2 separate regions of the Mus musculus genome follow, and region 2 is linked to region 1. The links are chromatin contacts, found by Hi-C or POLR2A ChIA-PET in ENCODE. All regions are on one chromosome and are shown on one strand. The core of a region is the stretch at or near the end of the contact, and the rest is flanking DNA. Distances in the headings are between cores, read along the strand shown. Region 1 overlaps Klhl29 (kelch-like 29). Region 2 overlaps Klhl29 (kelch-like 29).

Evidence for each region. Hi-C counts contacts between places; a loop is a spot of excess contacts on that map. ChIA-PET counts read pairs that join two places held with the same protein, here RNA polymerase II (POLR2A).
Region 2: a loop to region 1 is called in a map of left cerebral cortex, with 2.1 times the contacts of the local background. The contact joins two enhancer-like sites. A Hi-C loop is called at or near these places in 1 of 37 maps with a recorded cell type or tissue (left cerebral cortex). POLR2A ChIA-PET finds 5 or more read pairs at or near these places in 1 of 5 experiments (Patski).

The regions. Positions count from the first base shown.
Region 1 is chr12:5,159,921-5,163,903 of GRCm38, reverse strand. The region is part of intron 3 of Klhl29 (kelch-like 29); the gene reads left to right. Among named protein-coding and RNA genes, the nearest start is that of Gm51980, 120 kb to the left of the region's middle. Within about 2 kb of position 2,057, at least 1 of the 3 ENCODE cell types and tissues checked has a DNase peak (open chromatin) inside an H3K27ac peak, as active enhancers do; it is left cerebral cortex, where a contact is called at or near this core.
Region 2 is chr12:5,212,244-5,216,226 of GRCm38, reverse strand. The region is part of intron 2 of Klhl29 (kelch-like 29); the gene reads left to right. Among named protein-coding and RNA genes, the nearest start is that of Gm51980, 68 kb to the left of the region's middle. Within about 2 kb of position 2,273, at least 3 of the 3 ENCODE cell types and tissues checked have a DNase peak (open chromatin) inside an H3K27ac peak, as active enhancers do; they include left cerebral cortex, where a contact is called at or near this core.

The DNA of each region.
Region 1 (3,983 bases), core at 808-3,307:
AAAGCTAAGGGGGAGCCTACATTATGTTCCTGCTGCCTGTGCCTGGGCTTTCTCTCTATTAGAGCAGAGGCCATATCTCAGGCTATTTGCCCATCCAGGTTTAAACTGTAAGTTGGAGAAATGGGAATATCCTGCAGACAGAGAAACAGCATCTACTTGTCAGAGATAATGGGAGCATCTCAGAGCTCTACTTCCAGCCTTTTGTCCCCTCCTCCCTGCTTGCGTTAATTACCTACCCATAATGCTAACCTTCAGAAAGAAATGAGGGTAAAGAATACAGCAAGTCCAAGTGTCTCGTTTCCTGCCTTTTCATGCTCCTCTAGACAGGTGTGGCACCTTTCACAGACCCCGAGGGAGTCCCTGCAGGTCTCTACACACTCCTATACCCCGGTGCTTGATAGTGTTTGGTCATCACCATGCTCATGTGTAATGCACTGAGCTCTGCCTGTGCCTGGCTGGCTTTTGCAGTGCAGAGGCTCAGTCGCAAGCCTTTGCTCACAGCTCCATGTTGAGGGGAGAAAGCAGGAAATGCATTCCGTACACGGCACGTTAGTGCTGGAGACAGGAGATATTATTTTCAGGGATATCGTGTTAATAGAAGGCTGTGTCTTGAAAAGCATTGCCTTTGAGTTCTATGACTCCTTTCAGATTCCGCAAAAGCACTTTAGGCAAATACTCAGACAGGCGGCTGCTTCCTCCAATAGTGGGTGGAAGGGTCCTAGACCTGGGGCTGCAGCCACAGCCACCAGGAATAAGAACTGGCTGTGGTTGCCGTCCAAGCCAGCCCACGGCCTGGATAATATCAGCAATACTAAAGGTTACAGCTTTTCCTGTGATGTATCGCTTCTTCAGAGAGTATTAAAGATGTTTTGAATCTATTTTTTAGGAATCTTGAAACCGCCAGTGGAACATTTTTGATGTTGTAGTAATGCTTCGAGCTGCAGCGTGGGAAGGCTGGCCCCCTGAGCTACCCTAGGGATCTGGAATGGAAGGCACTGCCTGCCCCTTGTAGTTTTAGCAGTTAGGAAGCAAACTAGGCAGAGCATATGCCAAGGTGTGGGAACAGATGAGATGTGCCAGGGAACTGCATTCTTTCTCTCTTTTGCCAGGGAGTGGGGGAAGTCATACTTGGTGTGTCCAAGGATTGGGGGTGGGTGTGGGGCGTGGGCAGGATTTATTAGGAGGGAGAGTCAAAGGAAAAGTTGCATCCTCGTGGAAGGAATTCTCCAGCCCTGCTTAAGATTCTTTTTTTTTTTTTTTTTTTTTTTTTGGTTTTTCAAGACAGGGTTTCTCTGTAGCCTTGGCTGTCCTGGAACTCACTCTGTAGACCAGGCTGGCCTCAAACTCAGAAATCCGCCTGCCTCTGCCTCCCGAGTGCTGGGATTAAAGATGTGCGCCACCATGCCCGGCTCCTGCTTAAGATTCTTATTGTGCATCTCTCCCCTCAACCCTCCCCTCACCTGGACCCTTCTTACCCAGAGTACAGATTCAAATAAAAATCCAACCAAAGGCAATATAATTGTGCCAGTTGTCAGAGATGGTATGATGGTTAATTGTATATGTCAACTTGATGGGCCTCCCAGATATTTGGCCCAACATCATTCTGCGGATGTCTGCGGCAGTGTCTGGGGAGGAGATTAACGTTGAATCTGTAATCAGTAATCAGAGGAAAGCAGGTAGCTGGTCCCAGTGTTCCCTCAGACCAGACATACGAGGGCTAAGTGGAACACTAAGCTGGCCCCACCTTGACTAAGGGGAGCTCCTACAAAGCTCTTAAACTGGGACTCTGGGTAGGTGTGTGTGTGTGTGTGTGTGTGTGTGTGTGTGTGTGTGTGCCTTCAACTGAGTGGAAACACCAGCTCCTCTTGGGTTTCCAGGCTGCTAGCTTTCAGAGTGGAGTTTACACCTGAAGCTCTCCTGGGTCTCAGGGCCTTCGACTTAGACAAGAATCCTGCAGTCTTGCCAGTCCCCAATTTCTTTATAATATGTCAGACACATATAGATGACAATGATTGTGGCAGGGACTGAAAGACTGAAGCCTTTCCTGAGCCCATGGTCTGGCCTTGGGAAAGGAGTGAGTCACCAAATCCCAGAGGAATTCGTGAGGCTGCTCTCTTCAGAGAGAGCTTCAGCTTCTTCTCTCTGCTGAGAGACATGGAAGCCTGGGTGGGTGTGAATAGAGTTGAGGGTACTTGTTAGGATGTCGTCTTCATGGGCAAGTACTGCTCCTTCCAGGAGGCCAGTACTGTGCACACCGCTGCTGTCTCTCCTCTGATGCAGTCAGATCCGAGCCCAGCAGCCGCAGGCTCCTCAGCCAGGAAGAGACAGCACATCTGTTGTTAGGAGAGGGGTGTTCTAACATTAGTCCCTGTTAGGTAAGATTGACGACCGCCCTTCTCATCCCTCCCTGATAGAAGACAAAGGGAAATATGACTGAAGCTGAGTTACTAATGGGTGTATGTGCACATTTATGTGTGTAAACGTGTATGCGCGCATGCCATAGTGCATGTGCCAAGGTCAGAGACAAGCTCAAACACCAGCCATCACCTACCTTGAGATGGGGTCTGGTTGTTGTTTTTCCGCAGCATACACCAGGCTATCTGGCCTTCACGATTACTCCTGCCCATCTTCCTTCAAGAACGCTAGAATTACAGACCCTCAAGCTGTAACATCCTGTTGATTTTTGTATGGTCGCTGGGGACTCACACTCAGGTCCTCATGTTTGCACAGCAGTGCTTTTACCCACTGAGCTACTGTTCCACGCCTGAATGATAAGGTTTTAAATAGTAAATCCTGGCAGTTTACAGGAGAAAGCTCAGAATTTAACTTGCTCACTCTACCGGGGTTGGGAGGGGTGGGCATCTGCAGGGTTAAGCTGAGAGCTTCCTTCCTTTGCAGTGCTAGAGGCCTAGGCCACTGGGGCTACTGTAAGGGTGCTGGGTGTTTCCCAGAGGAGCCTGGGACCTCAGAATAACTGAATGGGAAAAATGAAAAGACCAAGAAAACCAGATGCAAGGTCAACTCACACGGTCTTAGCTGTGGCTTCTTTCCAGTCTAAGACCCAGAGTAAAACACTGATGCTGATTGTAGATCAGGTCCCAGTGGAACTGAAGCAAATAGAGGCCTTTAGTGGCAGAAGAGATTAAGATCTAGAAGGAGGAACTGGCCGTCATGATGAGGAACATGAGAAAAGTCTCCACTCATAGAAAAATCAATGTCTGCTGTCGGGGCTCTGTACTGACAGCTTGATTAGAAAGAAAGGACTCAAAACTTCTTTTGCCCTGAAATGGCACCAGGCAGAGACACAGGGGCATGGCTGGGGCACTGGTGGAGCCATTGGCTACAAGAATCTAGACTGTCGGCCCCACCCTCAGAGCACCATGGAGGACTCCCCAGTTAGGGCCCAGATCCGTCCTCCATTTCACTCAACACCAACAGTAGCCTGTCCCCATCCTGGAGATACGGGACAGTCTCTATTTTGAGGAATTCATGTCTTGGAGAGAAAGATGGTGCACATATAGGAATTCAGATTTAGTGGCACATCTAAGCTTAAGAAATTCCACTCTGTAGAAAAGACGATCTACCCTGAACTGGGGAAGGCTTCTCTAAGAAAATACAGACTGACTAAATCCTCAAGGATGGAAAGGAGCAGCACCTCCTAAGGGGACTCCAGTGGATGGACACACAGTGGACAAGGCCTTGCAAGAGATACAGACTGATGGAAATGAAGTCCCAGGCTGGAGTTGGAGGTGGGGCCAGGGGCCAACGACCAAAGGTGGAGGGAGTTCAGGCTTGCCCTTAGACTACAGGATTAGAAGGGCTGGGAAGGGAAATTATATATCCATTTTATATTTTAGAGACGTAGCTGCTTTTCAGAATAGAGAGCAGGGAAGCCTCCTACCCACCCAGGTGACATCATGGAAAACCAGGAAAGGGCAGAGGCACAAGACAGGTACAGAGGTGAGGGCTAGGTGGTCAGACTG
Region 2 (3,983 bases), core at 1,024-3,523, 52 kb before region 1:
GAAGGGACCAGTGCCCAGAATTCAAGAGACATTACTTTCTGGGCTCCAACCCTACACGGGCAACATGCTAAACACACACACACACACACACACACACACACACACACACACACACACGGACGCATGGCCATTCTTAATTATGTACTGATGAATAATTCATGATGCAGGCTTTCTAGGCAAATCTGTGTAGCAGAGCTGCTGATCTGGTATCTAGCAAGTGTCTAACAAGTGTCCAGGAGGCGGGGCCCAGCCAGCAGCTGCTAAGAAATCAAGAGGCATGGCTGGGCACCAGGGCTGAGTGTAGATGTCAGCTGATTCCTCTCTGATCTCCATCCTTCTCCTCCCAGGCCTTCTCAGAATTGTTGTGGTTCTCTCTAGGCTACAGGGAGAAGTCCACCCATCAGGGCAGCTCCTGGAACTAGGGACACTATTCTCACCATCATGGACATTAGCTAAAGATAACCTTCTTCCTATTAGCAATCTATTGCCTCCCTGTGACCCGGGGTGAGACCACTCTAGGGTTTCCCAGCTGCCTGGCCCAGGAGGTCTTAGTATCTGTGTGCATTTACAGACACCAGACATTCACTTGGCCTCGAGATTGAGAGTTTCCTGAGAAGTCAGCGCAGAAGCCTGCCAGTTCCTGCTGCCTACCTTAACTACGGCTAGGACGGTCCCCCAGTGATGGGCTCTTCCTCACATGCAGAGACCCACAGGATGTATTTCTGGACCCTCACATACTTCAGGGAAAGGGGCTGTTTTTCCGATGTTGGAGAACAGCAGGGACGGGAGGGCCCTCGGGGCAAGTGACAAGTGATTTGGGGAGGGTAGAAGTCAGGGAGGTCACTTTGATTTCCTCAATTTGATCCTTAATGATGGCTGGTGTCTCCTTCAGGAGAAGGGTACAAAGCCACTCCTCCTCCATTCCTGGATGTTTCAGATGCTATGGCTTCTGGTAGTATTGGGCACAGCAAGGACGTGGTCCCACCTGTGGTTAGGACACAAAACCACTTGTATCTATCCTCTCCCAGTGAATGGGGAGCCTGGAAGGAGGTAGATTCATGAAACCACCAAGTCAAGCAATGTACTTGCCCAAAGAAGCGGACTAGCCCTTTGCTCCCTCCGACCAAGCGACCAAGCGTCAACTGAGAGAAAAGACCCTTCCCATGGAAGACTTTATGCTAGTGACACTCAGAAGGTGGTCTTTGTGCTGACTCATGGGGTAGCTGCATTTCGCATCCTGGTTTTTCTAAGAACTGGTTAGTGAGACTTGGTCCTTGCATTCGGTGTGTGCCTGTGCATGATACACAGTAGCACAGGTAGTTAGAGACTAGTGGCTGGATTGCTAGCAGTGATGATGTTTTCAGAGCAGCGCTTCTTCCTATTAGCTGGGATATCATAAGGAGTCCTCTTCCCTAGGGAAGGGAGAGTATATCAAAAAGAAGATTGTGGAAAGAAAACTGAAGGTCTGACCCAGCGCCCAGAGCTGTGTACAGAGCCCAGGCTCCAAGTCCTGAACTGGATGTGGTACGGGGAAGCAGCCAGTGGTGTCCACATACACGGTGCGATAAAGACATGCAGGCAAAATCATGGAGGCGCATGCCTGTTCTGGAGCAGTAGATTCTATAAATACGAAGCATAAGTGGAAGAAAGGGTTCCCTCTGTGCCTCGCCCCAGCAAGTAGTCTGACCTTCTTCCCTCCTCTCCTAGCTCAGCGTCCCTGGGAGAGTTCAAAGACAGTGCCTCAGTGAGGAAAGAGTTTTGTTGTAAACAAGATCCAGAGCCAAGTTCATGAATTATATGTTTGTCACAGCTTTGTGAATTAACCTGGGGCACGGACAAACTGTGGTCTCCCACCTGGACCTCAGTGTGACCCTCCTCCACCCACTGACGGATGATTTCTTAGACTCTCCACCTCGTTCCTGCGCTTCTGTTCTTTCATTTCAAGGCAAGGTCTCAAGCTATAGCCCCGTTGGCTTCCATCTCCCTATGTAGCCCTATGTAGGGCTGGCCTCAGACCCCACCAATCCTGCCTCAGCCTCAGCCTCTCGGCTGCTGGCATTATGAGGGCGAACTACCACTCTGCTTCAGAACATTTCATCCCAAGTGTGTGTCACAGACAGGGGCTGGCAAGGCTCTCTCACCCAGGCCTAAGGCCTGGGTCCTCTGCAGACTGTCCCCTCCACACCAAAGGCAAGGCAGCGGCTGCTCACACCCTCCCTTCTTGGTACAGGGCCCCATGCCAGCCTCCACCACTGCATAGGCACCCTGCCAGGAAAGGGCACTCTCTCAACGAGGAAGTATTTTTCAGTGTTTTGTCTAGAATTGCTTAACCAGTCGGGTCTGAGGTACCGTGTCCATTCGGAGCCTTCTTCCTCTGCCCAGGCACTTCCTGTGCTTCCAGCAGCTTCCATTCAGGTACACGTGGATGTACACGTGAGACCTCTGTGACATGCTGGCTCTGTGCCCAGCAGGAAATACTTACATTGCCACCTCTGGAGCTGGCCCTTGGCCGACTGGCTCAGAGTAAACTGCCCCACGTTTCTTTCATTCGTTTGAAAGGCGAAATTAAACTGAGGAATGAGGTCTGACCCGAGAGCTTGCATGCAAATAGCTGACCTTTGTTTTGAATACACTTAATGAGACTGAAACCAGATTGTGTGGCCTCCAGCTGCCTGAGTCTCCACCTCCTCCCTGGCATTTGAAGGAGACTGAAAGAGGTGGCAAAAGGCTGAGGACTGTAGGAGGTGTGGATTCTGTTTCTTGTTTTTTTTTTTTTTTTTTTCATACACACTGGATCTATGAGGCCTAGCGTGTGGCCTCCAGAGGTAAACAGCTAGCTACATCCAAAGACATCCCTTTGACCTGATCCCAAGTTGCTCAGGTGCCTTGAGACACATCTTGGCACAGGGGTCCTGGCCTCCCCAAACCTCTGCGCTCCCTGGGAGAGGATGACTTCCCTGCCAGCACATGAGGCTATGTTGTTCTATGGAAATGTAGGGCTGGTGATGTAGGGGTCAAGCAAGGTGAGGTTCTGCTGAAGTAACAAACAGACTGCCACTCTCAAGGTATGAATCTGATACAGATTCGTGTCCCAGTCACAAAAGCCTGGTGCAGGGAGGGTGGCCCCTGGCAGGGAACAGCTTCACTCTCTTGAAGGTGTGACTTCCAAAGTTGCCAGGCGGCAAAGGAGACTATGGAGTCATGGGAGATATTTTGGGGTAAGAGCTAAGGAGATACCAAAATTGATAATGTTTGCCTTTCAACCAAAGACCTAAATTCAATCCTGCTGATCATGAACGCCATCCCGTGTAACCCCGTTGCTAGGGAGGCTGCCTAGAGTCTAACCTAGAAGTAAGCTTCAGCCTAGAGAGAGGCCCTGTCTCCATAAAGATAGATGGCGTTCCTGAAGACAAGGTGTGCAGTCATTCTCACACTCAACTACATGAATGTGTACATACATGCATTTTTTAATCTTAATTTTTTTATTATTTATGTGTATGTGCACAAGCACACACACCATGCTCACATTCGCTGTGGCACCCCTGTGGAGGTCGGAGGATAACTTTCTGGAGTCATTTCTCTCCTTCCACCAAGTGGGACCCAGGGATTGAATTCAGGTCATCAGGCTTGTCAGCGAGTGCCTTTACCCAATGAGCTAGCTTGCTAGTCCTAAAGAAGAACGTATTTTTATTTAGCCAAGTCTGGAAACCGTCTTTGTTGCCTACCCACTCTTTTTGTCTACCAGATCCAGATGAATCCACAACCAAGGCATGTGAGAGAGATCTTACTGGGCGCTTAAAATGAGTACGCAGGACACGGTGTGGCAGATGATACAGCATAGATTCTGCCCACTTAGAACCCAGCTGATGGAAGCAATACCCTGAGACTATGGCCGTTGGTGGGCAGAAATGGGGAAATAGGAGCCCAAGCTATGAGGTCCAGTGTACCCCCAAAATGCAGATTAACCTATAGAAGTGCCCTTG